Regions from separate parts of the Homo sapiens genome. Here region 2 is linked to region 1. Evidence: chromatin loops called from intact Hi-C (ENCODE). Cell type or tissue: endothelial cell of umbilical vein. All regions are shown on one strand.

Region 1 (2,500 bases):
TGGGCTGGATCAGGGACACTTCTCCCTGTTCCAGCATTCTAGGATTTTATACAATGAGAATGTCAACAATTCACAAAAATGTATTCAGGCAACCTAATGCCAAACCATGTGCTAATAAGTTAATTAGAAATGAGACACAATTTGCTATGAGTTTCCACAGCCCTCTTGCCCTGACCAGAGGCCACAGGCCATGTCTTAAGCCATTTTCTGTTTCCCAAAAACATCTAATAATAGTGCAGGAGTATTCGACAAAATAACATAGTGGCTTAGACTGTGAGTTTTCTGGTATGATGGGCTGTGTTTAAATTCCAGTTCTGCTGGTGATTAACTGAGTTACCCTAGGCAAGTTACTCACTTGCTTCAGTGTTCTCGTTTCTAAAAGGGAGATGGTAGTAGCACAGAATCTTGAGTTTGCTTTTGGCATTAAAGATGACACTATATGTATTTAGCACAATGCCTAGCACAGAATATATGCACAGTCTGTGGAAGTTATTATTATTATTCATCTTACTAAGTAAGCAGTAAGTACTCAATTGCATTTTTTGTTGGCTGTAAATCAGTACATATTGGCAATATGCTCTGTCTGCCAAAATCCCTGAGTACCATCTTGGGTTACCTCAGTAGAGGTTTAGTGTCCAGATGGAAGCGAGATGCAGTCCTTCTGGGCAGACCACACTCAGAGGCCTGGAAACCGTTCTGGATACTACACAGTAGTAGATTCTCTGACCAGTAAGAGTGTGTGAATAAAATATCAGGTTGATCTGAGAACCTCTTTTCCCCTGTAATATGGAGGAAGAAGCATACGTTTTGTTTTAGGAGGAGAAGTGACAGGGGAGTCATGGAAGATGTCCTTATTTATTCCACATATATGTATGGCATTCCTTCTATGTGTCAGGCCCTATTCTAGGAGTTGAGGGCACATAAATAAATGATGATATATACTTAAAAGAAAAGCAGAGTTACTGGGGAGTGGGAGTAAAATAGTATTTTGGACAAAACTGTTAGGTTGAACTCCACTGAAAAATAAATCCCGAATGAATATACAAAGAAAATCTATGCAGATTGTGGAAAAACATTCCAGGCAGAAGGACTAGCAAGTGCAAGGGTCCCGTGGTAGAAACATGTGGTCTCCAGCTAGAAGCTGAGGTCTGAGGAGGGGTGAGATGACATGCCCAGGGTCTTCTGGCTAATCCATGTTACAATTGAGATGTTGATATTTAATGTCAGACTTTTCAGACAAAAAAGCTCATGCCTATTGTACTGTACTCTTTAGACAAGGGAGGGAGAGAAGAGCCTGGGGCCCCAGGGGTCCCCCTTGTGTGCTTTATCCCCGGTATCCCTGGCCCGCAGTTCCAGAGATGACCAGCAGAGGGTACCATGCACCGGGTTTCCGCAGCCACTGCCTGAAGCCATGTTGAATGAGCAAATGTCTGCAGCCGCCTCTGTGAGATCTAAATGTCTCCTTGGCAGGAAATCCGCGAGGAGCACGGCGGGGTTGTGCAAACAGCCTTACAATGTCCGCTTGTGTGTGTGCACTCGCCTTCGCCTGCATCGCCCACAATGCTCTGTGTTTTTTTTTGGATAATGGGGCTCTGTGGACCCATGTGCCTTGTCATGCAAAGGGAGTGACCTGCGTTTGTCATAAATGGGCTCTTGTATGATTAATAGCCATGTGAATGATCCCATCGCAGCAGCAGTTCAGGACCCAGCTTCACCTCTTCACTGACGTGGTGGTCTGAGTCGGCTTTCTTCTCCAGCTCCAAAGCAACAGTGCAGGATTTATTGCTAAAAGGGCAATGACTTGTTTGCGCTGTGGTTGCAATTTTTGAAATGCAAGGCAGGGGGCGCAGATACTTATTTGTTAGGACCTACTGCATGCCAGATGCTACACTAAGAACTTCTACCTGCATTATCTTACTTACTTAGTAACAATACTAAAAAGGGAATATTTTGATTTGCATTTTACTAACAAGGGAAACTCAGATTCAAAAGAGTCCAATGACTCTCCCAACGTCTCCAAAGCTCATGCTGTTTCCATGAAATGATTCCCTTTCCTTTTTAGAGTAGCTTAGTCCGTGGTCCACACTACAAAACGCCGTCCTCATTCCACTTGGCCATCTATAAACTGAAATTTGCGATCTTAAAATAGATGAGGGATTCCCTCGTTTCTGGGCTTCCGTGTATTTATTTTACCTCCTGAAAGTGTATCAGTCTGCATGTGTGCATTTTTCTGAGAAAGCCAGTTTTCATTAGATTTTCAAAGTAGTCTCTGGTCCTAAAACAAAAGGGCTAATCACCCAAAAGTGTTTATATTTGGGGAAATGCTTATTTTTCTCAGACCCGTTTCTCTCACCAATGACTGTTTTCTCTGCTCAGTCTGTGTGGGTGATGTCTTTGTTGTTGTTGCTGGGTAGTGACTACTTATCCAGTCCTTCCCATCCATCTCAGTGGCCATAAATGAATAATGCGATGTGTGGGACCCTGCTTGGTGGTTGGGCGG
Region 2 (2,500 bases), 700 kb before region 1:
AAACTATCTCTGTGTGTGTCTGCGACAGTGTTTCCAGAAGAGATTAGCATTAGAATTGGTGACTTGAATAGAGAGTCCTCTCTAATATGGGCAGGCCTCATCCAATCAGTTGAAACCTACATAGGACAAAAGGTAGAGGAAGGGTGAATTTGGTTTCTCTGTTTGAGCTGGGATATCCTTTTTCTGACTTCAAATATTGAAGCCCCTGGCAAAAAGGAACTCTACTTTTATAGAGTCAATGTCTTGTGGAACCTGAAAATTCAGATTTTTATACAAAATGGGAACAGAACCAATAAGATATAGATAGAGGATTCAGTGTATCACATGAGCCATTCTGCCTAATATTGTGTCATTGGAAAATATGGTAAAAATGTCTTCTATTTTCATTCATGTCATTTATAAAGGCGTTGGGTGGAATAGGTTTGTTGATTGATGGGGTCTTTGTTCAAGGACTGTCAGGCCTTTGGACTAGGACTGAATTATACTAGTGGTTTTCCTGGTTCTCCAGCTTGCAAACAGCAGATTGTGGGACTTCTCAGTCTCTATAACCTTGTGAGCCAATTCCTATAATTATCTATCTATCTATCTATCTATCTATCTGTCTGTCTGTCTGTCTGTCTGTCTGTCTGTCTGTCTATCTATCTATCTATCTATCTCTTTCTTATTAGTTCTGTTTCTGTTTTGTATATGCCATTTAGAAAAATGAGTTGGTTTCGAATGTTTTAATGCAGTTGTTTCAAAATTAAAATCTGAATTTTCAGGTTTCATAATACATTGACTCTATAAGGATAGCCATTTTATTTTTGGTCAGCCTATCTTTAGTGCCTAGAACAATATTATAGTGCTTTGAACACAGAAGTAACTCAATAGCTATTTATTAAATTGAATTTCATGAGATTATTTGGAAGATGGATTCTTTGTATCACATAAACCATTCTGTTTAATATTGTCTCATTGGAAAATATGATAAAATGCCTATATTTTCATTCATGTCATTTATAAAGATGTTGATGGGGATAGGGCCGTTGATGAAGCCTTTGTACAATTTTCAAAATTCATTCACTTAAGTTCTATGGTGATTATCCAACCATGCCATAGAGCCTCCTGTCTGCTTTTTATTTCAGCTAATAGTGCTACATCACTTCCACAGTATTATTAGGAAACATTTGGTAAGTGCTTATGGCAGTTCTATTTAATGTATTTTCTAATAATTAGACTTATAATGGTATCATTATGAAGAATGATATTAGTTTAGCAGGGAATATTTTCTAAATGAGTCGGTTTTAGCTTTTGGTGATTGTCCCCTTATTTTCTATATGACTATAACTGATTTGTTTATTAGCAGCTAATTCTAAATGTTGGTCAGGGGCAAAGGTCTCTCCTATATTCTGACACGTCTAAGATCTGAAAGGTCAATTGCATCAACTGTATGTGGTCAGCAGAGGGCAGTGTACAAGAGGAGTGGAGTACAAAGGTCTTCAGGCTGGGAAAGCTGTATCCGCAGTTCCCACCTGACGGTCGGGTTGGTGGCTGAGAGATGCTATAGCTGCTAAGAAAAACATGTTTGTGTGAACTCCTAGTCAAATAGGGAGGGGCAAGACTAGAAGCAGGTGGTAAGAGAAGTATGCGTGTGCCTGAGGGCAAAAGAATAACAGTAATCATAATTAATAAATTTATTGATCAGCTACCATTTGCCAAACTGAACTAAATACTAAACATATCTCTCAATGACTATCACAACAAATTTGTGAGGGCAAAAATTTTATTCTTATTTTGTAGATGAGGAAACTGAGTTTCAGGAAGGTTGGGCAGTTTGCTCAAAGTCATACAAATAGCAAGCGAAGGAAGGAGAATCTGACTGCCAAGCCTTTGTTATTCCGGCAGTGTCTTGTTGCCTCACAAGAAAGAGTGAAAATTATTTTCCCAGGAATCTATGAAAGGGAGGAAGGAAGAAGAGAGAAGCAGAATGCAGCCAAGAGGCAGCCTCAGAGCCTGTTAGCCTGGCTGGCCCTGCCAGCTGGCCAGAGTCTAAAAATATCAAGCTCTGGGTCTTCAGTTGCTAAGGCATATATTTTTTTCTTTTCATGATTGCATTTGCTCATTTCCAGTCTCTGGCATCTCTCTCCTCCCCTTCTGTGCCTTAGAGATAGGAGCAGTAGGCCTGTCCCACACTTTGGGGCTGGGGGATTTGACTGGACCTGTGCACATGAATCCCTCACAGTGACCCTGTACTCTCACATGACTTCCTTTCCATCTGGGGCCTGGTCTTCACTCAGTTTTAGTTTCCTTCCTTGGACTGTAAGTCTTTTGAAGTGCAGATATTGTGTGTTTCTTTGAACATCTAATATAGTAGCTTGCACAAATGCATGAAGACTGTTTATTGAATGAAGGAACTGAGATCATCCTTCATGGAGAAGTAAAAAGCCAAGTTACGGTTGAGTGTCTTGCCTTAATTCTATCCCACTGACATCCTTCCAGCTGAGTGTCTATTCCTTGACCA

Evidence for each region. Peaks named below come from ENCODE experiments on the same cell type or tissue, not always from the same donor. Only the 100,000 strongest peaks of a DNase experiment are listed, where the experiment ranks them.
Region 2: it touches region 1 in a loop (5-fold over the local background); 5 of 110 quality-filtered maps call a loop at or near these places.

The regions. Positions count from the first base shown.
Region 1 is chr2:16,608,091-16,610,590 of GRCh38, reverse strand. All of the region lies in intron 2 of CYRIA (CYFIP related Rac1 interactor A), which reads left to right. Among named protein-coding and RNA genes, the nearest start is that of CYRIA, 56 kb to the left of the region's middle. RefSeq lists a silencer at 1,131-1,550 and enhancers at 1,111-1,610, 1,611-2,112. In endothelial cell of umbilical vein, CTCF peaks have their summits at 1,349 (motif pointing right) and 1,836; a DNase peak (open chromatin) is centred at 1,600; H3K4me3 peaks cover 340 bases; H3K27ac peaks cover 527 bases.
Region 2 is chr2:17,308,874-17,311,373 of GRCh38, reverse strand. No RefSeq gene overlaps it. Among named protein-coding and RNA genes, the nearest start is that of RAD51AP2, 210 kb to the left of the region's middle. In endothelial cell of umbilical vein, a CTCF peak has its summit at 1,430 (motif pointing right); no DNase peak of the experiment used is centred here.